Regions from separate parts of the Homo sapiens genome. Here region 2 is linked to region 1. Evidence: chromatin loops called from intact Hi-C (ENCODE). Cell type or tissue: HepG2. All regions are shown on one strand. Each heading gives the region's core, and the rest is flanking DNA. Links, peaks and the distances in the headings are about the cores only. Region 1 holds the start of TRS-CGA3-1 (tRNA-Ser (anticodon CGA) 3-1). Region 2 holds the start of TRY-GTA1-1 (tRNA-Tyr (anticodon GTA) 1-1).

What was found. Peaks named below come from ENCODE experiments on the same cell type or tissue, not always from the same donor. Only the 100,000 strongest peaks of a DNase experiment are listed, where the experiment ranks them.
Region 2: a loop joins it to region 1, with 7 times the contacts of the local background. A loop is called at or near these places in 5 of 110 quality-filtered maps.

What each region holds. Positions count from the first base shown.
Region 1 is chr6:27,663,814-27,680,966 of GRCh38, forward strand. It overlaps TRS-CGA3-1 (tRNA-Ser (anticodon CGA) 3-1), which reads right to left and starts at 8,718; the gene lies at 8,637-8,718. TRI-AAT8-1 (tRNA-Ile (anticodon AAT) 8-1) reads left to right here and starts at 4,770; the gene lies at 4,770-4,843. It overlaps TRR-ACG2-4 (tRNA-Arg (anticodon ACG) 2-4), which reads right to left and starts at 6,824; the gene lies at 6,752-6,824. LOC124901292 (a long non-coding RNA gene) reads right to left here and starts at 4,760. Exons shown (of 2, transcript XR_007059535.1): 1 at 4,535-4,760; 2 at 3,159-4,315. RefSeq lists a cis regulatory region at 4,628-5,146, silencers at 4,706-4,988, 4,735-4,924, 5,957-6,251, 6,085-6,134 and an enhancer at 14,773-15,274. In HepG2, for the core only: no CTCF peak of the experiment used is centred there; DNase peaks (open chromatin) are centred at 8,598 and 9,138; H3K4me3 peaks cover 2,075 bases.
Region 2 is chr6:26,558,960-26,571,702 of GRCh38, forward strand. TRY-GTA1-1 (tRNA-Tyr (anticodon GTA) 1-1) reads left to right here and starts at 9,899; the gene lies at 9,899-9,989. It overlaps LOC105374988 (a long non-coding RNA gene), which reads left to right and starts at 10,365. Exons shown (of 2, transcript NR_134611.1): 1 at 10,365-10,577. RefSeq lists an enhancer at 10,441-10,570. In HepG2, for the core only: no CTCF peak of the experiment used is centred there; DNase peaks (open chromatin) are centred at 9,242 and 9,862; H3K4me3 peaks cover 896 bases.

The sequences.
Region 1 (17,153 bases), core at 7,273-9,772:
TGGCTTTGTCAATAACTAAATAGTATAAAGTTTTACATTACGTAGGAGGTAAGGTTTGTCGACTTCAACTATCTCATGTATTTTAATATAGTATATGCCAAATTATTATTCTTTTAATTATCCAAATAATGGCTATTTTCTGAATATAAATATTCTACACAATACAGGAAAAACAGCAAAAATATCTCCTCACCTGCAATGCCACTCCCTTTCTCAGAAATAATTACTATTCCTAGATTAGTGTGTTTAGCCTTATATTAGGTAGAATTTGCCAAAAAGAAATGTATATTCTCAAGTAAATATATGTGCATAATACTTCATTTTTCCTAAAACTCAATACTTCCGGCCAGGCGTGGTGGCTCACGCCTGTAATACCAGCACTTTGGGAGACGAGGCGGGCGGATCACCTGAGGTCGGGAGTTCGAGACCAGCCTGACCAACATGGAGAAACCCCATCTGTACTAAAAATACAAAAAAAAAAAAAAAAAAAAAAAATCTTGGCGTGGTACCGCATGTCTGTAATCTCAGCTACTTGGGAGGCTGAGGCAGGAGAATCGCTTGAACCCGGGAGGGGGAGGTTGCGGTGAGCCAAGATCGCGCCATTGCACTCCAGCCTGGGCAACAAGAGCAAAACTGTCTCAGAAAAACAAAAAAAAAAAAAAAAAGAAAAAAAAAAGAAAAGAAATTATCCCAGATGGTGGTGTCTGGTGGTGTCTTCAATTCTAGGAAGCATCCCATTTCAGCAGGAAGTTTTGAATCACAAAATCCCTATGCCCATCCAATTAATTTCCTAAGGAACCACATATGTTTTACTTTCTCTGAAATATAGCACCCAGAAGGGAAACTAGGAGGGTGTTCATGAAGGGCGATTTGAAAGCAACTGACAAAAAAAAAAAAAAAAAAAAAAAAAAAAAAAGAATAAAAAAAAAAACCAACTCATTCCTTATAGATGGCCGAAATAGCTCAATTGGGAGAGTGTTAGACTGAAGATCTTCTGCAGGTCTCTGGTTCAATTCCGGGTTTCGACAGCTGTTTCCGGACTCTTTTGTACATGTCGACTCTGCTAAATTAATGTTTGGCCGCGTTAACTGTGTAATACTGGCCCTCCACCAAATGTCAGCCATCTACCAATATGTAAGTCCATATTGACATTTAATTTATATGGTAAGGGAATACATGCATTTGCCTTTATAATGAAAAGGGCTCTTGTAAGTCATTTCACAAAACGCAGTTCCACGCCCATAAACATGAGCTCCTCCACAGGTTTTAGTAATTCGTTGAGGGGAAGAAAGCAATCTTATTCAGTACCTCATTCAGTGTGCACTTACATGTTTTTTTGCTTGTTTGTTTTTCAGATGGAGTCTCGCTCTGTCGCCCAGGTTGGAGTGCAGTGGCGTGATCTCGGCTCACTGCAACCTCCGTCTGTTGGGTTCAAGCAATTTTTTTGTATTTTTAGTAGAGACGGGGTTTCACCATGTTGGCTAGGATGGTCTCGGTCACCTGACCTCGTGATCCCCTCACCTCGGCCTCCCAAAGCGTTGGGATTACAGGCGTGAGCCACCATGCCCGGCCACACTTACATGTCATGATGTTATGAAACACATAAGAATCAGGGCATAAGCACTTTTTTTTTTTTTAAGACGGAGTATCGCCCAGGCTGGAGTAGCCCAGGCTGGAGTGCGGTGGCTTGATCTCGGCTTACTGCAAACTCCGCCTCCCGGATTCAAGCGATTCTCCTGCCTCAGCCTCCCGAGTAACTGGGATTACAGGGGCCCTCCGCCACACCAGGCTAATTTTTGTATTTTTTTAGTAGAGACGGGGTTTCGCCTTGTTGGCCAGGCTGGTCTCAAACTCCTGACCTTAGGTGATCTGCCCGCCTCGGCCTCCCAAGGTGCTGGGATTACCGGAGTGAGTCACGGCGCCTGGCCAAGCACTTTCAGTTCTATGCTTAACTCCCTGTGTTTCTACTTTCACTCAGAATTTGGTCTGTTAAATCCTTAAATTATTATCAGCACTTTGAATTTTTTTAGAAGCTTTGCTTGTTTTGTACAGCATTTTAGTTGTTTTCAGTTGCAGGGACAGTCCCAGTGCATAGCTAGTCATTTTTACTGTGCAGAGACGCAAGAGAGGACATATTAAAAATAACCTGAATTTTAGTAATACTAAGGCTATATGTGATTACACACACACACACACACACACACACACATATATGCGCATATATATATTCACATTGTAAAATAAATGAGCTGGGCACAGTGGCAGGTGCGGGAGCACAGTGGCCCCAGATACTTGGGAGGCTCAGGCGAGAGGATCACTTGGTTCTATAAATCAAGGCCAGCCTGGACAACACGGTGAGGTCATCCACATTTCTTTAAAAAAAAATTGTTAGTATTGATTCAGTATTTTTCCTGAGGCAGTCTTAGAAAATTAAAATAACCTAATCTGGAATATAACATAAATATTTTGAAATTATCTTACATGGTCAAGATCGGTGGCTCATGCCGGTAATCCCAACACTTTGGAAGGCTGAGGCGGCCGGATCACCTGAGGTCAGGAGTTCGATAGCGGCCTGGACAACATGGTGAAACCCCGTCTCTACTAAAAATACAAAAAATAGACGGGTGTGGTGGCGGGCGCCTGTAATCCCCGCTACTTGGGGAGGGCTGAGGCAGGAGAATCGCTTGAGCCCAGGAGGCGGAGGCTGCAGTGAGCCGAGATCGCTCCACTGCACTCCAGCCTGGGCGACAGAGACTCCGTCTCAAAAAAAAAAAAAAAAAAAAAAAAGAAAGAAAAAGAAAACAATACATATATCTTACAAGACACTTGTGACAGATGTTCCGCTGTGTTGCCTATAATGCAGGTGAAGATAGTAATGATATGCTTGATTATGCATAGATTATTTTAGGGAAGATAAGAAAGTAAGAAATTCGATAGTCTCTGAGGAGGATATGGGGATAGTTAGGATCTAGGATTAACGGAGATTTGATCCTCATTTTATATCATGTTTACGGTTAAGGAAGGACAGAAAACCTTGTATTGAACTCCTCTTTTTGTCTGGAATTACTGCTGGTAACGTTAACACATAGTATTTCATTTGAAGCAAAGTAAAGAATAATACGGTTTTTGGATCCGGGAAACACAATTGAAGGTGGGGGTGGGGTAGAAGAACAGATTTTAATCTTAGGTGTTACTAGCAAAAAATGTGATTTCTCTAGTCCCAGGTGCAGATTTTCTTCAATAGTATTTGGTTTTCGTTACAAAAGAAAGAGCAAGTACCCAGGCTGGTGCTGTTAGAGTCAGGACAGCATGAAGAGCTCTGCCTACCAACAAGCCTCAGGACAGAGTACAGGAATGTTAGAAGATTAGCTCCCATTTATCTGAAGGAGAAAAAAGGGTAATCCTTCCGGTGTTGATGTCATATATGACAAGTTCATTCCCTTGGTATGGCTTTACATGTGAACTTCGGAGGTATATAAACACCAGTCAGAATGTGCAAGAGGGATCCTCAAAAGCCAGAATGTAATTCCTTGCGACCGGTGAAGAGGATGTGTTACTGCAGGAACTGTATCAGAGAGTTTACTTTCAGGTGATTTTTGAGCAAGTAGAAGCCTCAGTTCTTGACACCTAGGATAAAACCTCTTGAGGACTAGAAGAATGAAAAACATCGAAGCTCCTGGTGGTACTTCGGTCTTTAACCGTTGAATACATTAAGAGTAACACTGGAATTCCAACACTTCCTCGCGCCAGCGTCAGTTTTAGAATCAACAAAATCGTTACTTGCTGATTCATTTAACTGCTAATATATTCGTTAAAAGTTTATTAGGCGTCAGTGATCTTGAAAGTTCCAAAAACACGAAGGAAACCCCAGGCACATGTAGAGAGATAGTTCCTGACGCTGCAGGAGGTTTCTTTCAACTTGTCTCCAGGTGATGAAACCAGTAGCCTGACCAAGGATGAAAGAGCGTATCTCACTTATTCTGGCCTCTCCAACTCGGGCTGAAATCCTTCGGTTCCCAAGTTAGAATTTGAGTGACACACAGCAAGTGCTGTTAAATGAGACTTAATACCTAGCGGGGTGCCACCACAACCTTGCCCTTCTGCAAACCTCTGTAGCCCTTTTCTACCACCCTCAAAAAACATACCAGATTTACTATGTAATTCCGGTACTGCTGGGCTACCTCAGTTTCCACCCCTGAATATCTTCGCCGATTACATCAGTGCTTATGTTTGTGACTTCAGAGACACTGAGAAGGCGCGGCTCTTTCCCTCAACCCCATTCGCCTTCCTTTCGGCGGCGTTGTCTTGAACCAACCTGAAAATAATAAGTCCTTAAGTTACAAGTCACTAAAGGGAAGTTTGCAACTTGCGATCCAGTACACTGACATGACTCTAAAAAGAGAAGGCTGCCGACTCTGGGCGTACTGCCTTTGAATTAGCCATACTCCGCAAGGAGCAGTGCCGTTCAAAAAAAAAAATTTGTTGTCTAACAACAACAAAAATAAAATAAAAAGAGGAGGTTCCCTTCACTCACCATTGAAAATCCTATTACAGCGCTTTTTCCACATCCTCTGTCAAAAATTTCTCCGTGAATTTTCTAGTCTGGCTCAGAGTTAAAATAGTTTGGACTTCCTTGCTAAAGTCTGTAAATATAGTCTCAAAGGTCTCTTGAAAGGAGTAAGAAAGAAAAAAGTTCTGTTTTATTTAGAAAAACAAAAATATCAACGAATTTATATATGGTTTCCTTTAAAACAGCAGCGCATTCGTGTGGCCGGTTAGCTCAGTCGGCTAGAGCGTGGTGCTAATAACGCCAAGGTCGCGGGTTCGATCCCCGTACGGGCCACTGGATGCCATAGTGGGGCCCTTCACTTACCTGAAGGGAGGCCTTTTAATTTAAGCCTGTCGAATCACAGGTGCTCCGAATCGAATCCCAGGTGCTCTGAATCCGAAATTAAGACGCCCTCTTATTCGTCAAGCGAGAAGGCTATTTACGTTCGTTTCCCTTTATTGTGAAAAATGAAAAGAACAGGCCGGGCACGGTGGCTCGAATCTGTAATCCCAGCACTTTGGGGGGCCGAGGCGGGGTGATCATTTGAGGTCGGGAATTGGAGACCAGCCTGACCAATATGGTGAAACCCCGTCTCTATTAAAAATACAAAATAAGCTGGGCTCATGCCTGTAATCCCAGCTACTAGGGAGGCTGAGGCAGGAGAATCACTTGAGCCCGGGAGGCGGAGGTTGCGGTGAGCTGAGGCCGTGCCATAGTACCCCAGCCTGGGCCTGGGCAACAAGAGCGAAACTCCGTCTCAAAACAAACAAAGAACAACAAAAAAGATGCAAGCATTAGGAAGAATGTACTGAAGAAAATTGGGTTGGAGTAGTGCGGCAGCTAGGTGGGTGTGTTTTAGGGAATGGGGAATTAAGAAGAGATATGACATTTGCCTGTTTAGTTTTTAGTGAAACGTTAGGAAGCAATATATACTTTTTTCTATTTTTTTCATTCTCAATATTGAAAGGGAGACAATATTATTTTGACGCTTTAAACGAGTTTCGATAGGGAAAGGAAAGCAGGCTCAGCGTGGCCAGTGACTTGGTGAGAGTGTGATACTAATAGCAGCAAGATACGAGGTTTTGTTCCTCGCAATGGCTGTGCTTCATTCTTTTTTTCTGATCCCAGGCAGTTTCCAAGGCAAATAAATGCCCACACCACGTGAGGCTGCCACTGGCTTTCACGGAAAATTTCTCCCCTTTAGCTTAAAGAGTATATAAGTGAATGCGGTGTTTTAAGAATCGCCAGTTCTCCGTTCAACTTGGCCACAGCCCAACACATTTGGACTACCAGGTTTGTGGTTTCATTCGTTTACCCGCAGTGCCCCTGACAGCGCATACTGGTAAGTGACTAAAGTAAACTCACCTGAGATGCAGAGCGAAGATCCAAGCTACACGTTCGGAAACCGAGCCACATATTAAGATGCTCTTTTGGTTTAGTTTGAGGAATTTTCCCCCGCTTGACTGTGGTTGCCTCCCAGCCTCTCTCTCCTCCACCATCTTCCTGGTCGCTGAGAAAGGAGGTCCTTCTGTTCAGACACCGCCCCAAAGCTGCCACCTTCCACACTCATCTTCTTCTGGGATATCTGTCTATCTGTCTGTCTGTCTGTCTGTCTATCTCTGTCCCTGCCGATTCTCCTGTCTTCTATTTCTCTAGGATCTCAGGGCGGAGGAAAAGTGGTGGGAACCTGGGAGGCAGAGAAGAGGCCCGTGGCGGGAGTGGTGGATTGGGGCGATGTTGAGGCTGAGGTGGGTCCACCGACTTCAGGGTTGAGCTCTGTGTAGGGGGCCCAGCTGATGCAAGGAGCAGCTTGCATCCTGCATCCCCACAGCCCTGCCTTTATGATTCAACGTTTCTTCAGATGTCCCCTTTCTTTTTGACAACAGTCATGCCCAGGGAAAGAGCTGTGCCTCAGAGACGCCAGGAATGTGGACTTCTCCCAATGGAAAAAAATACCGATGAAGAAGATATACGTGAAAAAACATTTTTTTAAAGCTTCTTTGATTTTTAAGCTTTCTAATGGTCTTTTTCTCCTTTCTCCTTTCTCCAGTTGAGAATGAGATGAAAGGTAGAAACAAAATCCTGTAAGTTGGCTCTTTCGACGCTTGTCTCTTTCACGTTCAAGTAACAGCACCACTCTGGAAAAGGACATTCACAGGATTGTTAATACGGCTTTGAAGAAGGAAAAAGTGAGAGCACAAGCGAGCCAGCCAGGAGTCGAACCTAGAATCTTCTGATCCGTAGTCAGACGCGTTATCCATTGCGCCACTGGCCCCTGCCTGTAACGCTGTCTTAACTGTTACTCTTTTCATAATTATATTGTATTATACTATTGGGGCCAGAAAAAAAAAAGATTGTTTCTTTATTTAGGTAGGGATTAAAACCCCAAACCACACTGATTCAAGGAAAGCATGTTTTCTTTTGTGGTTTGTTGGCATAATAGACATTCACATAAAGTGTCTTTATTGAAAATAATGACCATTTTTCATCTTTGAAACATTATATATGAGCTAAGATGAATGTCTTTCCTTCAAAGCAATATTGGTGTTTCTATCTTCTCTTTCATGTGTGTGCCTACTTTTTAGCTTTTTGTTACTTATTTTTCAGGCCAATCAGCTGCTTTTACCTGAATTTGATTTTTTTTTTTTTTTTTTTTTTTTTTGAGTCGGAGTTTCGCTCTTGTTGCCCAGGCTGGAGTGCAGCGGCGCGATCTCGGCTCACTGCAACCACCGCCTCCTGGGTTCAAGTGATTCTCATGCCTCAGCCTCCCAAGTAGCTGGGATTACAGGCATGTGCCTCCATGCACGGCTAATTTTGTATTTTTAGTAAAGACGGGGTTTCTCCGTGTTGGTCAGGCTGATCTCGAACTTCCTACTTCAGGTGACTCGCCCGCCTCGGCCTCCCGAAGTGCTGGGATTACAGGCGTGAGCCACCGTGTCTGGCCTGAATTTCATTTTTAATATACTTACATTGGGCACTAATGATGTATGTGGATCAGTAATGAGCAATATGTATTATTTTAAATTTAGATATTGCCAAAAGTAAAGTGCTTTGTAATACATTTCTGGAAGTATTAATCATAGTTTTTCCCTCTTCTCGTCCAAAAGGAAAAAACAAGTACCCACTCACTAGGGAGAAGTTTATTGTAAAATGGTATTACAACTCAAAGTAGCAGATGAAGACACTCAAATTTAACGAGGAGTCAAGAATTCGGGAAAGTACACATTTTTCAGAATCACATTTGACATAGAAACTTAGAAAAAGGAACTTTACTTGCATAGCTGTTCAAAGTAAGCAAAATAGTGGAAAATGAAGAAGTGCTTATAAGGAGACGAAGTTTCGTATGGGTTTAAGAAGGTGGTCAGAAGCCAAAATATATCCTCTTTGTGCCTCTGTTTCCTCGTTTATACAAAACGCTTTGAAGAGCAACTAATGCATATGACGGATTGTTATCATCCTAATTTTTTTGGCTCCCACCAGCTGTGAGATCAGGACAAATACAAAGTAAAGATTGCTGCCTGAGAATGCTTTAAGAAAGCTGTCATACTAGTAATCTAAAAGGGAAATTGTATTCCTAATATTTTCAACGTTGCACCTGTCTTGTATTTGCCATTATGATTAGATGTAAGACAACTAGTATCTTCTTTTTCTTTGAGACAGTCTCACTCTGTCTCCCAGGCTGGAGTGCAGTGGCGCGATCTCGGCTCACTGCAACCTTCGCCTCCCAGGTTCAAGCGATTCTTCTGCCTCAGGCTCCCAAGTAGCTGGGACTACAGGCGTGCGCCAGTAAGCCCGGCTAATTTTTCTGCATTTTTAGTAGAGACGGGGTTTCACCGTGTTGGTCAGGCTGGTCTCCAACCCCTGACCTCAAATGATCCGCCCGTTTCGGCCTCCCCAAGTGCGGGGATTGCAGAAGTGAGCCACCGCGCCCGGCCTTCAAATGTACATATTTCTTGATGTACATTTCCACAAGTGTGCGCGCGCTGTAAAAGCCACAGCGATAGCACTCACAACTTTCTATCCTAGTGAACTAATGAAAGCTAACTGATGAAAGTAGCAAATTGGAAATCTAACCAGAAAATGGCGACGCTGTGAGCAGGATTTGAACCTGCGCGGGGAACCCCCATTGGATTTCGAGTCCAACACCTTAACCACTCGGCCATCACAGCTCCGAGGACACTTTTTGTTTCAGAGGAAGTCGTGTTAGGCTCTTTGACTCTCTCGCTTTTTAATGTTCCCACGGCAGGTTAATGCTTCCGTGTTTGTATTTGTCACTTTTTATATATTTGTCTCTCTCTTTCAATAAGAAGTTCCTGGGAAACATAATAGTGTCTTAATCTTTACTTGTTATCTGACTCTCTATGCATCAGAAACTTATTTGGTGCTTAGTGGCTGCTTTTGTTGCTGGAACAAATCCCCGGAGACTCAGTTGTCTGTTCCCTATTCCTCCCTCCAGTTCATGAATTTTCTTCTCTCTTTACCCAGCACATGTTAGAGTCACGTTCTTGCTGCACTCTCAATTTCCCTGCCTCTCTCACTTTGTACTCCTTTGGCAAAGCCACAACCAGGGCAGCTAAACATGGCGGAAGAAAAACAATCAGTTGACAGACCTCACTTTAAATTCATGACAATGAATGTCAAGTAGGTGCTCAAGGCTACCAGGCAAATTGTACCATACGCGATTAGATTAGTCCACTCCCAATCCTCTTGTTCTAAGTCACTGTTTCAGCCGGATGCAGTGGTCCAAGCCTGTAATCCTAGCACTTTGGAGGCCGAGGCGGGGGGGGAGATCACCTGAGGTTAGGAGTTCGAGACCAGCCTGGCCAACATGGCGAAACCCCATCTCTACTAAAAAAAAAAAAAAAAAAAAGCCAGATGTGATGGCTCGCGCCTGTAATCCCAGCTACTCGGGAGGCTGAGGCAGGAGAATAACTTGAACCTGGGAGGCGGAGTTGCAGTGAGCTGAGATGGCGCCACTGCCCTCCAGCCTGGGTGACAGACAGTGAGACTCCGTCTCAAAAAAAAAAAAAATAAGTCACTATTTCATATCTCTCATGCCAATGCTCCAACACCTCCTCTCCCATCCTTGTGTTCAATTGATGACTTTACTTCCTACTTCACAATCAGAAGAGACCTTCCACGCACATCTATCACCACATTAATCCACCTACCAGCCTCTGAAGGACTGTCAGTGATCCTATAATGCCTTGACAAGGTCGCCGATTATCTCCACATGGCTAAAATCATTTCCCAGTCCTCACCTTACTTGGGATAGCTGCAGCTATTAATACATTCTCCTTCTTACAACACTTTCTTCAATTGACTTTAGGGTAACAATTTTCCTGGTTGTCTTCCACTTAGTAATAAGCATTTAAGATTCCTCCGTGTCTTTTCATGCTTTAATAACTCATTTATTTTTAGGGCTGAATAATATTCCATTGTCTGAGGTACCGTAGTATATTTATTCATTTACCTACTGAAAGACATATTGGTTACTTCCAACTTTTGGCAATTATGAATAAAGCTTCTATAAACATTTATGTGCAGGTTTTGTGTAGACATGTTTTCAGCTCCTTTGCATAGTTGCCAAGGGGTGTGATTGCTGGATCATATAATAAAAGTATGTCTAGTGTTGTAAGAAACCACCAAACTGTCTTCCAAAGTAGCTGTACCATTTTTCATTCCCACCAACAATGAATGAGAGTTTCTGTTGCTCCATAACCTCACCAGTGTAGGTGTGGTCAGTGTTCCAGATTTTGGCCATTCTAATAGGTGGGTAGTGAGTGGTATAATACAATTAAAACAATAATACATCTGTCTGTTTACATATAATGTGGAGCATCTTTTCTTATGCTCATTGGCCATCTGTATATCTTCTTTAGCAATATCTGTTAGGGTCTTTAGCCTATTTTTTTATTGGGTTGTGTTCCTGCTGTTTAGTTTTAAGAGTCCTTTGCATATTTTGAATAAGTTGTTCATTACATAAGCTTTTTGCAAATATTTTCTTTAATCTGTGTCTTCTCACTCTTCTGATATTATCTCTAGCAGAGTAGAATTTTAAATTTTAATGACGTTTATTACTTCTTTCATGGGACATATCTTTGATGTTTTATCTAAAATGTGATTGCTTAGTCATGTGTGGTGGAACACGCCTGTAGCCCCAGCTACTTGGGAGGCTGATGTGGAAGGATTGCTTGAGCCTGGGAGTCAGAGGTTGCAATGAGCCATAATCACATCACTGCACTAGGATGACAGAGTGAAACCTTGTCTTTAAAGAAAACAAAAAACCAGAGGTGACAATGACACTCTTTGGAACATTGCATAACTTTTGTACATTCTGGAGCACATAGATTTCTCTCGAATTGTATGATACGCATTTGTAGAAAATTTCTATTGAGTTGGATGATAAGCATTTATAGTAAACTATGAACTATAACTGTCTTTTCCTCCAAAACTGTGTATATGTGCATGTTTGTATGCACACAAGAAAAAAGGTTAATAAAGTAAAAATATCAATTAGTTATTCTCTAGAATAGTATCACATCATAATTATTATAGTTCTTTTCTGAAAGATTGTATATAAAAATAAGAATTATTCGAGTCGCCCAACAGAACATCTGTTTATATTTTTCTGCCAACTGGGACCCAAGCTAGGCTCCCGTGGGAGTCCTCCTTTTGACCTGCCCCTAGCGAGAGGAAGTACTGCCCACTCTCTGAGTGGGAGTCTTAGCTTTGTTGCTTTCTTGCTTTCTTTATGAGCAACTGTCTTAGGTTTTTTTTTTTTTTTTTGAAACGGAGTCTCTCGCTCTGTTGCCCAGGCTGGAGTGCAGTGGCGAGATCTCAGCTCACTGCAACCTCCACCTCCTGGGTTCAAGCAATTCCCCTGCCTCAGCCTCCGGAGTAGCTGGGACTACAGGCGCGTGCCACCTCGCCCAGCAAATTTTTTGTATTTTTAGTAGAGACGGGGTTTCACCATGTTAGCCAGGTTGGTCTCGATCTCCTGAACTCGTGATCCGCCCGCCTTGGCCTCCCAAAGTGCTGAGATTGCAGGCGTGAGCCACTGTGCCTGGCCTTTTGTAGGTCTTTTATCTTATTTCTTCTTCCATATGTTACTTCTGACAATCCTAAGATTATTAGAATCATTAGAATCCTCTCATGGGTGCCCATGTAGTTAATAAAAAAAACAAAATAGGTATGTGTCACTTTAATTATTTCTGATTTTAAAAATATCTTTTATTGATACTGAGGTAGTTTATGCTAATATTGGGCCTGATCCTTCATTAACATTTTCTAATTGAGTAATAAAATAAAATAAAATGTCATTGCCATATCCATGGTCATCTAGGTTTTCTCCTGTTATATTTTAGCTTAACAGTTTTGCATTTTATATTTAGAGCTATGATCCATTTTGAGTTAATATTTGTGAAGGGTGTGTCTGTGTCTAGGTTCACTGTTTTGCATGTGGAAGTTCAGTTGTTCAATTGTTTCCATTTGTTGAAAAGACTATCTTTGCTCTATTGTGTTGCCTTTGCTTCTTTGTCAAAGATTGACTACTTGACTACCATGTTTGTACAGGTCTATTTCTGGTCTCTCTAGATCTATTTGTCATTATTGTTTGTCATTGATCTATTTGTCTATTTTTTCACCACTCATTGTCTTTCTCCTTCAATTTCTCTTTTGCTGGTTCCTCCTGCTCTCCTCCATCCTTGTACCAGGATATCTCAGGGCTCAGTTTTTTTTTTTTTTTTTTTTTGACAGAATCTCACTCTGTCTGCCAGGCTGGAATGCACTGGCATGATCTCGGCTCACTGCAACCTCCATCTCCTGGGCTCAAGCAAGTATCCTGCCTCAGTCTCCCGAGTAGCTGGGATTACAGGAGTGTGCCACCACGCCCTGCTACTTTTTGTATTTTTAATAGAGATGGGGTTTTGCCATGTTGGCCAGGCTTGTCTTGAACTGCTGATCTCAGGTGATCCACCTGCCTCGGCCTCCCAAAGTGCTGGGATTACAGACATGAGCCACGACGCCTGGCCCACTTACGATCATTTTAAAAACACACTATATAACTTATTTATTTTGTATATTCTCTGTCTTCCCTATGAGAATGCAAACTCCATGAGGGCAAGATATTTGTTTCCTGTCAGATTACTAATACCTAGAAGAGATATGGGTGACATTCAATAAATATTTGTTGAAAATACATTAGAATACAGGTTTCATTATCCCATTTCACAGATTAGAAAATAAAATTCAGAGAGGTCACTGAGTTTCCCAAGGACACAACATAATAAACACTAAGACTGAAGCTCAGATATTCAGATTTCCTGCCTAGAGATCTTTCTAGTCTTCCAGGGAGACTTAGAGGAAGACAGTGTATTTGAGGAGGGCAAGGAGGCAAATTCGTCTGAAGTGTGGAAAGAGAAAGGACTCTAAGGGAAGTGGGATGGTTCTTGCTACCAAAACAAACAGCTTTCACCAAAAGAACCATGTATCTGACTAGAATTTCTTTTCTTTTCTTTTTTTTTTTTTGAGGCAGAGTCTCACCCTGTTGCCCAGGCTGGAGTGCAGTGGTGTGATCTCCGTTCATTTCAACATCTGCCTCTCGGGTTCAAGCAATTCTCCTGCCTCAGCCTCCTGAGTAGCTGGAATTGGCGCCACCAAGCCTGGCTAATTTGTTTTTGTATTTTTAGTAGAGACCAGGTTTTGCCATGTTGGCCAGGCTGATCTTGAACTCCTGACCTCAGGTGATCTGCCCAACTCAGCCTCTCAAAGTGCTGGGATTACAGGCATGAGCCACCGCGCCCGGCAGACTAGTATTTCTCTAATGCCCGCATCCAAGGGTAGCAATACATTTAATTTGCATTAGGGAATATTTCCTGGGCCATTGTTCATACCCATTCTCTTAAATGAAAAATGTCCTCCTTTTACTTTGAAATATGCACTTCCCATTTTCTCCAGGAAGTAGTACCAATTACAAGCATAATATTTGTACGAGTTATCTCTGGCAACTCTCCATATACTCAGAGTGTCTCTATATTGAGCTTTTTCTGCCTCTCCCTATATTGTAAAAATCATTTTCATATTATATGCTCAGTTTCACCCTCTTAATACCAGTGTCTTTTCATAGAACCTTCCTTTTTCCTGAAAACTGCAATAGTGAGGAATACTTTTTTTTTTGAGACAGAGTCTCACTCTGTTGTCTGAGCTGGAGTGCAGTGGCACAATCTAGGCTCACTGCAACCTCCGCCTCCTGGGTTCAAGCAATTCTCCTGCCTCAGCCTCCCAAGTAGCTGGGATCACAGGTGCCTGCCACTACGCCCAGTTAATTTTTTGTATTTTTAGTAGAGATGGGGTTTCATCATGTTGGCCTGGCTGGTCTCAAACTCCTGACCTCGTGATTTGTCCGCCTCAGCCTCCCAAAGTGCTGGGATTACAGGTATGAGCCACCTTGCCCGGCTGTGAGGAATACTTTGACCTCAGACACACATGGATAGAAATATTGGTTCCAAGTTCTATAACTTGTGTGAGCTTGAGGAAGTTATTTACATTATTTAACGTCCCTGCTCCTCAACTTCTGCATCTATAAGACAGGGAAATGATTGTAAGCAACAATTGCACCTACACCTTAGGCTTGCTTTGTTCGTTTACATATGAAAAATCATTAAATACTTGATTTAATGGCTGGTAATAAATTGTAGCTATTACTATTGTTCTAGTGATTTCTTTTTCATTATTAGTTTATAGGGAATTACAAAGATCAGAACTTTGGAGATTTGTTAAAAATATACCCACATCCAATAGTATATTAAGGAATGAGCAAGACTGTAAAGCCAGGAATATCTGTGTGTGAGCCATAACTCACATACTAGCTCCACACTTAGGCAAGACAGATGATCGCTGCAAGCCTCGGTGCTTCAACTTAAAATTAGGAAAATAATAGTTTACTCAGAGAATCAGGGTAAGGGTTCAGTCTTATATTCAAAGGTATTCATTGAGCGCAAGGCAGTATGGATTCATTGATGAGCAAGAACAGACACTGTTCCTGTCCAAATGCAGCTTATATTCTAGGGAGACAGACATCAATCTAGTTATTATGCTCATAAATGTAAAGGTGGCAAGGGAACAAAGTTCATGGTATTACGAGGAATACAGGACTTTCACTGATGTAGTTTAAGGAAGTCTTTCCTAAAGAAAAAATAGTTTCCCTGAGATACAGTCACGAGGTAAAGATAACTAACTAGGCAAAGCCAAGCGCAAAGCTTTTCAGCTAGAGGGAACCTCAGGTGAAAAGTCCAGTCATGAAAAAGAGACTGATTGCGTGGAGTTCATGGAGTATGAGGCATAGACTGCAGGAGACATCAAACCATGACTTGCAGATGAAGAAGCATTTTAAAAGTTAGACACGCACAGCATTTCAGGAAGTTATATATAAGGAGTGTTATAGAAGATAACACCTCTAAAATGTGTAGTATATATATCAGGGGTTTTTTTTGAGACAGAGTTTTGCTCTTGTTGCCTAGGCTGGAGTGCAATGGCGTGATCTCGGCTCACTGCGAACTCCTCCTCCCGGGTTCAAGCGGTTCTCCTGCCTCAGCCTCCCAAGTAGCTGGGATTGCAGGCGTGTGCCACCACGCCGAGATATTGTTTGTATTTTTAGTAGAGATGGGGTTTTGCCCTGCAGGCCAGGCTGGTCTCAAACTTCTGACCTCAGGTGATCAGCCTGCCTCGGCCTCCCAAAGTGCTAAGACTACAGGCGTGAGCAACCGCGCCAGGCTAATTTTTGTATTTTTAGTAGAGACAGGGTTTCGCCATGTTCGAACTTCTGACAGGTGATCTGCCCACCTCGGTCTCCCAAAGTGCTGGGATTACAGGCTTAAGTCACCGCGCCCGGCCCAGATTCTTAAAATGTTAGTTTCTGCCTCCTCTTTCCTTTACCTTGTCAAATTAACCAGGGTCTGAGGGCTGGGCGCGGTAGCTCGCGCCTTTAATACCAGCACTTTCGGAGGCTGAGGCGGGTGGATCACCTGAGGTCAGGATTTCGAGACCACCCTAACACGGTGAAGCCCCGTCTCTACTAAAAATTAGTCGGGCGTGGTGGCACATTCCTGTAATCCCAGCTACTTGGGAGGCTAAGGCAGAGAGAATCGCTTGAAACCGAGAGGCGGACCGAGAGGCGGAGCTTGCAATAAGCCAAGAACGTGCCATTGCAGTCCAGCATGGGCAACAAGAGTGAAATTACGACTCAAAAAATAAAACAACCAGAATCTGAGATCTGGTGTGAGTTAACCTCTAAGGAAGTCATTTAAATTTCTTTCAATAAGTTTGAAAGAATTCATGTATCAGCATGATCGTGAGAGTTCTCTTAGTGCACTGGGGGTAGGGGTTGGCGATCGACCATCAGGAGAGCCCAGTCTTTGCCACTTGCGGGGAGTCACTTATTGCAGGCAGGGTGTTAACTGAGTTTAACACTAGGAGACAAAATGAGGAAATAATCTCTCAGAATGTAGGTTAGGAAAGTAGAAACGCCCTCCGAGTGTATGTCTATCCCAGAAGAAAACCTGTCTTAAAGTTCGCGATTTTTACCAAAATAGGCCACGAAACACACAAAGTCGCTAAACTTTTTAACCCTTTCCTCTTTTTCTTTCTTATTTCCGAGAAATCTCGCAAACGGCGTGAACACTACGCTGATTCCAGAAATGGTCGGGTTCCCTTCCTTCACTCAGGATGGTCGCCTGCTGGGAGCTCATTTCGAACCGAGCTGAACGCTCATTGCTGAGTCCTGGGAGAAGGTCGCGTTTGTACAGAAGGCTCCTGGCAGCGAGCAAGGCCGGGAGTGGGCCCAGTGCGCACGAAGTCGCGCCCCGAATTCCCACTGGGAGGAACGCACTGGAATTGAAATGTCTGAGATCAAGCCCCGCTGAGAATCAAGTCCCAGAGGATCTTCTCGGCTGGTGGAAACGTGGAGGGGAAAGGCGGTCACGAAAATTGAAGTCTCCTAGTCCAATACAGATTATCCAGGCCGTTGACGGCAGGAATATATTTTTATTTATTCCTTTACCCTTCTCTCCTCACAGCTCTTCCTTCTCGTCCACGCTTGATGGGTTTTAGAAATATTGTGTGGCACTAACAGTACCGATAGTACTACTACTAATAATTGCCCGAGAGGTCTGCTATCCGTTAACTGACACTCGGTAGCGGCCGCTGCGGAATTTCGAATTGCGGGAAACCCGCAGACTTAGTAAGGTAAAAGCGCAGTAACACGAGGTTTCCGTAGTGTAGTGGTTGTCACGTTTGTCTAACACGCGAAAGGCTTATATTATTTTTCGTTGCTGCTAGGTTTCTATTCCCTCTTACGCACAAACCCGTTTGCGGTTCTGGACTTTAAAAATACACAATTCTGAGTTCAATTTGTGGTCCAGAAATCTAAGATGGAATTCCAAGGAAGCCAGTCTCACCTGAGCTGCGTAGGCCGAGTCCTGGGCCGTGGGCGTCTCCTGGGATTGACACCTCCTAGGGTTCTGAAGCCCAGAAGAGGAGGAAAAGCGATGGGAAACTTACTGGGGCGAGAGGAGGTGGGGTGACACGGGCTTCTGTGTCAGTGGCG
Region 2 (12,743 bases), core at 8,700-11,199, 1.1 Mb before region 1:
CTTTCAGTGATCGTTTCTATGCTTTGTTACTAGAGAAGGTTCTCTGAATGTATAGAGCACTGCAAGAAAAAATAAATAAAAAAGAAAATTGCCATATACCTACTGGGTGAATGTGACTGATTTAACAAAAATTACATCCACAGCTATATTTTAATTGTCTGGCAATAGGAAATGAAGATGCAGCCAGGTGCAATGGCTCATGCCTGTAATTCTAGCACTTTAGGAGGTCAAGGCAGGAGGACTGCTTGAGGCTGGGAGTTCAAGACCAGCCTGGGCAACATAACGAGACCCTGTCTCTGTATTTAAAAAAAAAAATTCTTTTTCAATAAATACAAAAATTAGCTGGGTGTGGTGGTGCACACCTGTAGTCCCAGCTACTTGGGAGGCTGAGGTGGGAGGATCGCTTGAGCTCAGGAGGTTGAGGCTGCAGTGAGCTGTGACGGAGCCACTACACTCCAGCCTGGGTGACAGAGCAAGACCCTGTCTCAAAAAAATTAAATAGGCCGGGCGCAGTGGCTCACGCTTGTAATCCCAGCACTTTGGGAGGCCTAGGCGTGCGGATCACGAGGTCAGGAGATCGAGACCATCTGGCTAACACGGTGAAACCCCGTCTCTACTAAAAATACAAAAAAATTAGCCAGGCGTGGTGGCGGGCGCCTGTAGTCCCAGCTACTCGGGGGCTGAGGCAGGAGAATGGCGTGAACCCGGGAGGCGGAGCTTGCAGTGAGCCGAGATCGCGCCACTGCAGTCCCGCCTGGGCGACAGAGCGAGACTCCGTCTCAAAAAAAAAAAAAAAAAAAAAAAATTAAATAAAAAAGGATAAAACATTGTGCATTGCTTTATGCTTCTGTAAATAATTCTAGGGTTTGAGTGCTAGAAATAGCATCAAAAAATGTTAGTGGGGCCAGGCGTGGTGGCTCATGCCTGTAATCCCAGCACTTTAGGAGGCCGAAGCGGGTGGATCACCTGAGGTCAGGAGTTCGAGACTAGCCTGGCCAACATAGTGAAACCCCATCTCTACTAAAAATACAAAAATTAGCAGGGTGAGGTGGTGGGTGCCTGTAGTCCCAGTTACTTGGGAAACTAAGGCAGGAGAATCATTTGAACCCAGGAGGCAGAAGTTGCAGTTAGCCGAGATCGTGCCACTGCACTTTAGCCTGAACAACAAGAGCGAAACTCTGTCAAAAAAAAAAAAAAAATTAGCCTGCCGGGCATGATGGCTCATGCCTGTAATCCCAGCACTTTGAGAGGCTAAGGCAGGTGTATCACCTGAGGTCAGGAGTTCAAGACCAACATAGCAAAACCTCATCTGTACCAAAAATACAAAAATTAACTGGGTTCGGTGGCTCGCACCTTTAATCCTAGCTACTTGGGAGGCTGAGGCACAAGAATCGCTTGAACCCAGGAGGCAGAGGTTGCAGGGAGCCGAAATCGCACCACTGCACTCCAGCCTGGGTGACAGAGTGAGACTCCGTCTCAAAAAAAAAAAAATTAGCCTTGTATGTATACATGATTTTAAATATCGACTTAAAAGCAATCTAAAATGAAAATTGAAAATATTTGGGCCGTCTAATGTATTACAATATGAAATGCCAGCAACATCTACGAAATCCTTTTGCCAAAAATATTTTAAGTTGAATTGAATCAAGTTTCTAGACATACCTTCTAATTTATAGAACATAGAGGATCAAATGCAACAAAACTATGAATCAAATGGTCTTTAAAAAGTCAATGTTATAAAAATATTAAGAGACTAAAGACATTACAGTCACATGTAATGAGTGACTCTATACTGAATTCTAGTTCAAAAAAATAAATACATAAATATATTCTTGGGATAACTAGAGAAATTGGGTCATAAGCCAGTTATTAGACACAATGAAATTACTGATACTTTTCCTAGGAGTAATAATAATTTTGTGATGTGTAGAATGCTCTTACATGTAGGAGTGCTTGCTGAAGTGTTTAAATGGTAAAGTCATCACATCTGTCACTTATTTTCAAACAGCTCAGCAAAAGAAATGTACATGCTGTGTGTGTCCATACACAAGAAAGAAAGATTGATTTAAAGCGAGTATGGCAAATACTAGCAATTGTTGATTGTGGAGTGTATATATTGTTCACTGCAATATTATTTCAACTCCTTTTTGTAAATTTAAAACTTTTCATGGTAAAAACCCTATAGGGCGAAAATAACCTCCTTCAAGAGCAACATAAAAAACATGACACAACTAAAAACTGTGATAATTGTGTCCCTTTTGTCATTTCTGAGAATCCCAAAACATTGTCTTGTATTCTTTTGTAAAGGAAGAAAGTTTAGTCAAGAGTTTATTTTAGGGACAAGCCTAAGAACATGTCCTCATTTATTATTTCTGTTTTAATCCAAAGAGCTTCTTCAGATGTCAAAAGTCATGTAAAATTTGTGTATGGATGAGATTATACAGCAAGGCAAGTTCCTAGCTAATGATTCACATTAAGGGGCTGAACATACTGGGTTTGAAAATGGCTCAGGCTGGGCGCTGTGGCTCATTCCTGTAATCATAGCACTTTGGGAAGCCAAGACCAGCCTGGCCAACATGTTGAAACCCAGTCTCTACAAAAAATACAGTAATTAGCCAGGCGTGGTGGCAGGTGCCTGTACTCCCAGCTACTCGGGAGGCTGAGTAGGAGGATGGTTTAAGCCCAAGGAGGCAGAGCTTGCAGTGAGCCATGTTCATGCCACAGCACTCCTGTAGCAGGAGGAGTCATGGACAAAATCCCTCAGACACTGGATTGGGGAAGGAAAGAGCTTTATTCAGCTGGGAGCATCGGCAGACTCGCGTCCTAGAAACCGAGCTCTCCGAATAAGTAATTCCTATCCTTTTTAAGGGCTCACAACTCTAAAGGGGCTGCATGAAGTGGGGGTTATGATCGATTGAGCAAGCGAGGGGTACACGACTGGGGGCTGCCTGCATCAGTAATCAGAACGAAACAGAACAGAACAGGGAGTTTCACAATGCTTCTTCATGCAATGTCTAGAATCTATAGATACCAAAAGTGGTGAGTTCAGGGGTTGAATTTTAACTACCAGGCCCGAGGCGCGGCGCCGGGCTGTCTGACTATGAATTTCACTTCTGCCTATTCTTTTAACTTCTACCTTTTCAGCAAACAAGAAATTAAATATAAGACAATATGAGGAGTGGTCTCCTCTTTCACTCCAATCTGGGAACAGAGCCAGACCATCTCAAGAAAAAAAAAGAAAAAGAAAAAACAAAGAAAGAAAAGAAAATGGCTCAGTAAATTGGATTGGGATTGTTGCGAAATTTGAGAAACTAGGTATTAAAGCATGTACAGTGGCAGCATCTTGTATGCACTATATGCTAATAAATAATTACTTAATATTGGTGAGGTTTGGCAGGGTAATGGAATATGTGTTAACTGAAAGAGGACAACAACATCTAAAAAAGGCAAAGTTCTTACCAGCTGAGAGCTGAAAACACAGCTAATATTTAATTATTCATAGAAGGAAAATAAAATGAAGAAAAATCTCGACTGATCTATCTTCTAATGTTCTGAAATTTACAGCTCATTGCTTAAAGTAGGCCTGGTAAAGAGAATGGAGTCAATGCTCTTTTTTTTTTTTAACCAAATAACATCTATTAACATCTCAAGGAACTATTGATACTCAAGGAACTAACATTTAGCAAAAATGTATTTAGAAAATATGGTTCTTTTCAAATGTAAATTATTAATTGTGACAGGCAAACAACCAGGAAATAACAGAAAAGACTGGAAGAACTGGTTAAAGACACATCTAATGCCATAAAAGTTCACAAGACTACTTACAGATAAATAATAGTTTATTAACAATCTTGTACTTTTAAAATTCACACTGGTAATTCTAAAATGCTTCAAGTGACATCAGAATCACCTAAGATGTGGGCATGACAATCAATTAATTAATTTATAATTAATCTAAGAAAAGCGATATACATTTTAGAGACCAGGAAGACTAAAGTGGCTTCTGAATTACTGTGTTTATGAACCAAGAACTGGATTATGAAGACTTTTATAAAATCATCTTGAGGTAGGGAAAAAACCAACATTCTGGGAGTACGATGCCCATTTTTGTGTGTGTTTACAATATTGTGATTGCTGTAATAATCAGGCAGTGAGAATACTAGCCCTTCATCTGATAAGCCTTACCCTCAGGTCCCTCTTAACCGTTTATAAAGCTGGTGATATGGTGTGATATGGTGTGGCTGTTTCCCCACCTAAATCTCATTTTGAATTGTAGTTCCCAAAATCTCCGTGTGTCATGGGAGGGACCCAGTAGGAGGTAATGAAATCATGGGGGCGGTTGCCCCCACGCTATTCTCTTCATGGTAAGTTCTCACCAGATCTAACGGTTTTTATAAGGGGCTTCTTCCTTCACTTGGTTCTCAGTCTCTCTCCTGCTGCCCTGTGAAAAGTAGGCACCCTTCTAGGGGCATGCATTATCACGTGAAAGTATACCAATGTTAAATGCAGAAACAATAGACTCTAAGGAGACTTCAGAAAGGAAAAACAGTAATATAAAAGAGGTCAGAAAACGGATACCTCTCACTGACACCTATTAGACAAGTACAGGACGAGATCTTGACAGGGAGTGGAAGGATATCCTGCCCTATCTCATTAGGGTTACTCTGTGAGGCAAGACCAGGAGTGGGGATAGGTCTGGAACAGCCATGTTGTAATAAGCTTTCCAAGAAAACGTCACTACATTATTTTGGAGGACAGTATGAAAGGTAATGTAGCTGGGAGAATTGGGGATAATCAAAAAACAGGCTATCTCACTCAGCTTTCTTCCTATTTATTTATTTATGACACAGGGTCTCCCTCTGTTGCCCAGGCTGGAGTACAGTGGCGCGATCTCAGCTCACTGCAGCCTCGACTTCCCAGTGAGGCAGAAAAATAGGGCCTGGAGTCAAGGAACATAAGGCCAACTCACACTTCAGCTATAACAGGAAATATCCTCTCCATAGGGCATACACGGAGTAAATTACTTTGTAACTTTAATTCATCCTCTTCATTTACATAGGGCGTACCCCAAGTAGATGATATTTAAACTCACAAAAACTCTGTAACGGGGCCTTTGAGCTCCTGTGCTCAGCCCCACTCCCACACTGTGGAGTATACTTTCGTTTTCAATAAAACCCTTCATTCTTTCCTTGCTCTGTTTGTGCGTTTTGTCCAGTTCTTTGTTCAAGACGCCAAGAACCTGGACACCCTCCACCATTACCACCATTAACACCAGGCTCTAGTGATCCTCCCATCTCAGCCTCCTGAGTAGCTGGAGCTGTAGGCACGTGCCACCACGCCCAGCTAACTTTTGTATTTTTTGTAGAGACGGGGTTTTGCCATATTCCCCAGTGGTGGCTCACGCCTGTAATCCCAGCACTTTGGGAGGCTGAGGCGGGTTGATCACGAGGTCAGGAGTTTGAGACCAGCCTGGCCAACATGGTGAAACCCTGTCTCTACTAAAAATACAAAAATTAGCTGGGCGCGGTGGCGGGCGCTTGTAATCCCAGCTACTAGGGAGGCTGAGGCAGAAGAATTGCTTGAACCTGGGAGGCGGAGGTTGCAGTGAGCCAAGATCGGGCCACTGCACCACTCCAGTCTGGGTGACTGAGCAAGACTCCGTCTCAGGGGAAAAAAAAAAGTGATTCTGATCAATCGCTTCTTCAAAATTCCTAACTAAGCATGGGCAACATAGTGAGACCTATGACTCAACATACTGAGTCTCTACAAAAATACAAAAACAAAATAAACCAGCCCATTAGCTGGGCATGATGATATGTGCCTTAATCCCAGCTGCTCAGGTGGCTGAGGGGAGATGATCCCTTGAGCCTAGGAGTTCAAGACTTTAGTGAGCTTTGATCCCACCGCTGCACCCCAGCCTGGACCACTGCACCCCAGCATCAACAACAGAGTGTGACCCTGTCTCGAAAAAAAAAATCCTCTGTAAGGACTATAACTCCATCTAGGAGGCTTTCCTTAATTAATCTCAACCAAATCTGATCTCTTACATAGTCTAAATTCTTGTGTACTTAGCTTTTTTTGTGGTACTGTTTGGGACTTGTTTTAATGATTACATTATTACTCGTATGCTTCCTATGGTGTTATTCTTGAATTTTTTATACTCTAATTTCACTAAAGATAAGGCCCAGCGAAAAGGCTTTCAAAGTACTCTCTGTGGGTTCCCCTGTTTGAGCCTGTGGGAGTAAGGCAGTGGACAGCACACTCTGAGAACTGTGCGTTACAAATTCTATTTAATTTGATATTCACAACTATCCCCTTAGGATCTGTATTACCTTCATTATCATCATCTCCATTTTGTATAAGGCATGAGGAAGTTAGGGAAGTCATACTACTAGTGAGACATAGATTCAAAGGTGGACTAAGTGGCTCCAATACCTCTCTGTGTTCTTTCCATTACATCATACATACGAGTAAATAGCCTGTCCATGTTGCTGTAACTTCTACTACCAAAATTCATTATTTACTTTTAAATTGTGTTCAAAAGGGTCTATGTATACAATTAGTTCAATACATATTTACTTTTTAGGAAGCATTACAGTACAGTTACTGTTGAAACACATGCCACAGAAATTGGTTCTTCACTCACTCCCGAGGGACCCAAGCAGCCTCCACTTGGGGTTCTTCCGGCGTTATCTGGCGCTGCTGCACCACGTCCTCCCCTACACGTGGAGGTCGGTGGTGCGATTTCCTCACCCTCAAGGGACTCAAGGGACCACGCGCTCGCAAAGAACCCAGGGCCTCTTCCATCAGCTCGCAGCAGGTACGCAGTAAACCTTTACCGAATGAATGAATGGAAATCAAATCTGCGAATTAACTGCATGTTAGTTTGCCACATGGGCTGCATTTTAAAATTTTATTTATTTATTTACTTATTTTTATTTATTTTTTTTGAGACGGAGTCTCGCTCCGTCGCCCAGGCTGGAGTGCAGCGGCGCGATCTCGGCTCACTGCAAGCCCCGCCTCCCAGGTTCGCGCCATTTTCCTGTCTCAGCCTCCCGAGTAGCTAGGACTACAGGCGCCCGCCACCATGCCCGGCTGTATTTTTAGTAGAGACGGGGTTTCACCATGTTAGCCGGGATGGTCTCGATCTCCTGACCTCGTGATCCGCCCGCCTCGGCCTCCCAAAGTGCTGGGATTACAGGCGTGAGCCACCGCGCCCGGGGGGAACTTCTTTTAATGGTGCCAATCTTATGGACCTCAGACACCTCTCAGTGAGAACTTGCTGGCATTTTGTGTGGAGAACAGAACCGAGGGGACCAATCTGGACAAGGGGAGCCAATTAGAAAACTGCAGGCCCAGGATTATCTTATTTTCATTCTCTAGAGCAGAGTTTCAATAGAGCGCTATTGACATTTTGGACTAGATATTATAATTCTTTGTTGTGGGGGCTGTTCTATGCATTACAGGATGTTTACTAGCATTCCTGTTCTTTACCTACTACATTCCTCAGTCACAACAATTTACCTACTATATTCCTCAGTCACAACAATTAAAAATGTCTTCTTACATTGTCAGATGACCGTTGTGAAGGCAAAATTGCTCCATTAGAGAAATTACTGCTCCACGAGTATGTACCATTGTTTTGGCTTACTATTTATTTTTGAGACAGGGTCTGGCTCTGTCGCTCAGGCTGCAGTGCAGTGACGTGACACAATCATAGCTCACTGTGGCCTCACACTCTTTGGCTCATGGGATCCTCCCTCCTCAGCCAGTCCCAGTAGCTGGGACTACAGGCCCCCGACCACTACGACCCGCTAATTTTTGTATTTTTTGTAGAAACAGGGTTTCACCATGTTGGCCATGGCTGATCTCGAACTCCTGGTCTCAAGAGACTTAGCTGCCTCAGGCTCCCAAACTGCTGAGATTACAGGCCTGAGCCACCAAGCCCGGCCTAGTTTACTATTTATTGATTAGGGTAGTTTTTCAGCTTTGTAAGGGAACGTCGTGATGTGGTGATGCAAATGAACTTCGTCTGATATTTAGTTATTTTCCGTCCTGTAGAAACAGTACAGTTTTATTGTCCTGTAAGGCAGTTTCCAGTTCTCTACCTCACTTAGCAATGTTAATTTACAGCATTGCTTCTTTCAGTGACTATCAATAAATTCTTCGATCCAGTTTTACCAGTTTTACCATCTTGATGATTCCCTCATTAGTGAATTAAACCTTTGACAAGTGTTTATTTCATATTCGTATATGAATCATGCATTTAACCGTTTGAAAAGTGTATTTTGACCAAATGTATAAAAGTAAATACATCTGTGAAATAGGATAACTTATTCAGGCAATTGAGGTTGGAGAGGAGATAAAACATTACATTTAATTCATCGAGACTCGCCCCACTCAAATAAATGTTTCATGGACTTGAGGAGATTAATGGCCAAGTTAAATGTACTTTCAATTTTTGTTCAGAAAAGAAAAAAAAAATCTGTGTGCCATAAAGGAGTGAACATTGGGCTCAATGGCCTACTTGCACAAGAAGGATCATTTGCCCTGTGCATGTTTCATTATATGACAAGGTAATTATCTTTAATGGAACATGAAAAAGAATGAAACAGATTTTTTTTTCTCTTTTCTTTTTTTTTTTTTTTTTTTTTTTTTTGAGACGGAGTCTTGCTCTGTGGAGTGGCTGGAGTGCGGTGGCAACATATCTGCTCACTGCAACCTCTGCCTCCTAGGTTGCAGTGATTCTCCTGCCTCGGCCTCCCGAGTAGCTGGGATTACAGGCGCCCACCACCACCACGCCCGGCTGATTCTTGTAGTTTTAACAGAGACAGGGGTGTCACCATTTTGGCCAGGTTGGTCTCGAACTCCTGACCTCAGGTGATCTCCCCGTCTCGGCCTGCTGAAGTCCTGGGATTACAGAGGTAAGTCACCGCGCCGGGCCATAATGAAACAGATTTCGGATGCCAGATTCCACCACAAGTGGATTTTTTCATTAACAAGGGAGGATAATAGCTATTCTGAGCTTCAGAGTCATAGAAAGCTAGACAAGAATCTTACACTTTGCAAAACTAATATTTGAAATGATATTACCTTGTGTTAATCATTTAAAAATGTATCATTTTAGCACACCCATGGATAGGTTTTTGCTGAGTTAAGAATTAATGTGATGGCCAGCTGCTGTGGGCTCACGCCTATGATCCTAGGGCTTTAGAAGGCCAAAACGGGCGGATCACTTGAGGCCAAGAGTTCGAGACCAGCCTGGCCAACATGGCAAAAATCACAACTCTACTAAAAATATAAAAATTAGGCGGGCGTGGTGGCTTGCGTTTGTAATCCCAGCTGCTCGAAGGCTGAGGCGGGAGAACGGGAGAATCGCTCGAACCTGGGAAGCGGAGGTTGCAGTGAGCCGATATCGCGCCACTGCACTCCAGCCCAGGCGACAGAGCGAGACTCTGTCTCAAAAAAAAAAAAAAAATTATTATGCTTTCGAAGTTGCATTATTTAGCCTGCTCTTCCTTCTCTTCCTCCTGTCAGTTATCTCAATAAAATCCCATTAAAATTGCATTGTTAAAGTGTTTCAAATTCTATTTTTAGGTAGAGGTTAAAATTGGTTATATAATGCATTCATCACAACAAAAGATGGTCATTGCTAAATTCTTATCAGTTCCTTGTGCCTCCTTAACATTTTATGTTTCTTTTTGTAAACTAGTGAGGGTGGTGCTCCCGTTTTCTCCCTGTTTCAGAGAAAAGGGCCTCTGAATATCAGTCAGTTCCGAAGGGGTAGTGGATGTCAAAAGAACATCAACGACGCAGGTAAACAGGACGACAAGCATCCACGATTGCCCAACCTTCCGCAGAGATGGCATCCCCAGCGGGAAGTGAAAGTCGTGTGAATCCTTCGATAGCTCAGTTGGTAGAGCGGAGGACTGTAGTTGGCTGTGTCCTTAGACATCCTTAGGTCGCTGGTTCGAATCCGGCTCGAAGGAGTTCACAATTTTTTTTTTTTGCGTAAGTTTTAAAATTCATTCTCAGAAATGCGTATTTCACTTATACATATCCTCGATAAGAATCTATTTAAAACTATTCTGGATGTGCAGTGAATCTCTTTAATTTTTTATTATTCTCCGTAACAATTTTTAACACGCGCCATCAAGACTTCATCCCTATAATTCGTATAATCCAACCCTCTTAGAAGCCCTGGGCACTGAGGAAGTGAATCAGACACTGGTCCACTGGGCTAGAGATCCACAGAGGCGTCTCCACCCCTCAACCCCGGATCCACAGCCGGGGGAAAGGGGCGGCTGGTGGGAATTACTCGGAGCAACTGGTAATTGGTGGGGCACGCGCGTGCCCTGGTGTTCAGAGTTCTGAATCGTTGCGAGTCAGTTACAAGCTGAACCACTAGCGTCTGAACCCTATACATCTGAAGCCGGGATGAAATTCAGGAGTTCTATTCCCCCTTCTCCTTTTAATTGTCATGGTGGTGTCTTTCGACCCTAGCAGAGAATATGTGGTCGATATTAGAATCACCTGGGGAGATTTTACAAAGCATCTATGCTTGGGTTTCTTTGGAGGTAAGATTCAGGTATTGTAGTTTCAAAAGCTCACCAGCTGACTTTCCTGTACTGCAAGTTTTGAAAAACACTGGTAGAAGAGAATCATTTTAGGAGAAAATAGTACATAAGGGAAAAAATGGACAGGATTTCCTACCCACATAGGGAATTAGCTCACAAAGTAGAGATCTGGCATAACAGTGGTACATATTTGCTAATTTTGTGCCAATCTAATTACAATATATTAATCCCATTGTACCCTTTTGTGTCTCAAAAATGTGATCCCAGATACCTATGGAAGAGTTCTTAATGACAAATATCTTTGTCTAGATCAAAGTAAGGAAGCGTTTTCTGAGGATTTTGTGCCTGGTAATTTCTTGTATGTTCCTTCCCATGTTTCCAAACTTTTATTCTTTATGAAAATAATTCTCAAACTTGGATATCAGAACCACCTGGAAAACTAACAAAAAACACAGAAGCCCAGGCTTATTGAATTAGGGTGGTGGTTGGAGAGCCCTGCCCAAAACGCATTGGAAGCCACTCCTATTAAGGGCTGGAGATGGATCTAAACTGATAGCTCCCCCATGAACTTGCTTTTTGAAAGCTGGTTGGGGGCAAAAGAAAAATGGCCTTTTGTTTGTGGTTTTTTGAGACGGAGTCTCGCTCTGTCGCCCAGCCTGGAGTGCAGTGGCTCCATCTCAGCTCACTGCAACCTCCACCTTCCGGATTCGAGAGATTCTCCCGCCTCAGTCTCCCGAGTAGCTAGGATTACAGGCGTCCGCCACCACGCCGGGCTAATTTTTGTGTTTGTGGTAGAAACGGGGTTTCACCATGTTGGCCAGGCTGGTCTGGAACTCCTGACTTCAGTTGATCCACCAACCTCGGCCTCCCAAAGTGCTGGAATTTCAGGCGCAAGCCACCGCACCCAGCCAGAAAACAAAACAAAACAAAACAAAACAAATAGGTATTTTCAAAGGTAATGTTTGGGGCTTGAATGCAACATTTGTTAAATAGTCCTGGACTAAGCTTCTTGCCAAGGCACAATAGATTTCAGTCCAGATAGATTCTCTGTCACAATTCTCCTCCTATGTGCCAGCACCAGTAACAGCAGCAGACCCCCCCACCCCACCCTCCGGCAAGATATAGCAAGATGACTTCAGAAGAGGAAGAGTGAACGTCAAAACAAAACAAAACAAAAACCCTCAAACATACCTACATACCCTTTGGCTCTCCATCATTTTATTTTTATATATTTTATTTATTTTTTTCGAGACGGAGTTTCGCTCTTGTTGCCCAGGCTGGAGTGCAGTGGCCCGATCTCGGCTCACTGCAACCTCCGCCTTCCGGTTTCAAGCCATTCTCCTGCCTCAGCCTCCGGAGTAGCTGGGATTACAGGCATGCGCAACCACGTCGGGCCAATTTTTGTGTTTTTAGTAAAGACGAGGTTTCACCATGTTGGCCAGGCTGGTCTCGAACTCCTGACCTCGTGATCAGCCTGCCTCGGCCTCCCAAAGTGCTCGGATTACAGACGGGAACCACCACGCCTGGCCCATCCACCATATTATTGAGATAATGGGAGTGCCTTTGTTACAATTGTAACAACTTAAGGTGGTCCTCAATAGGTCGGACATGTAGGAAATAGATTCCAAGAATAAAAATGTAATTTTAAAAATCTTTTAAAATTTGTGATACAGGGCCAGGCGCGGTGGCCCACGCCTGTAATCCCAGCACTTTGGGAGGCCGAGTCGGGTGGATCACTAGATGTTAGGAGTTCGAGACCAGCCTGGCCAACAAGGTGAAAGCCCGTCTCTACTAAAAATGTGCCGGTGTGGTGGCGCACAGCTGTAATCCCGGCTACTCCAGAGGCTGAGGCACAAGAATCGCTTGAACCCGGGAGCCGGAGGTTGCAGTGAGCCGAGATCGTGCCACTGCACTCCAGACTGGGCGACGGAGTAAGTCTGTCTCAAAAAAAAAAAAAAAAAAAAAAAAGGAAAAGAAAAAAATTTGTAATACGTCCTCAGTCTGCTGTGATAAAAATGTAATACATAAATGATCGAAGTGTATAATAGATTTGCCAATGCACCTGGCAGAGGCCAACACTCAGAACTGAAAATAGTGAGAGAAATTCGAAGTACCCAGCTCTGTCTACGATAGAACAATCTGAGGACTAGGGAACCACCGAGTAGA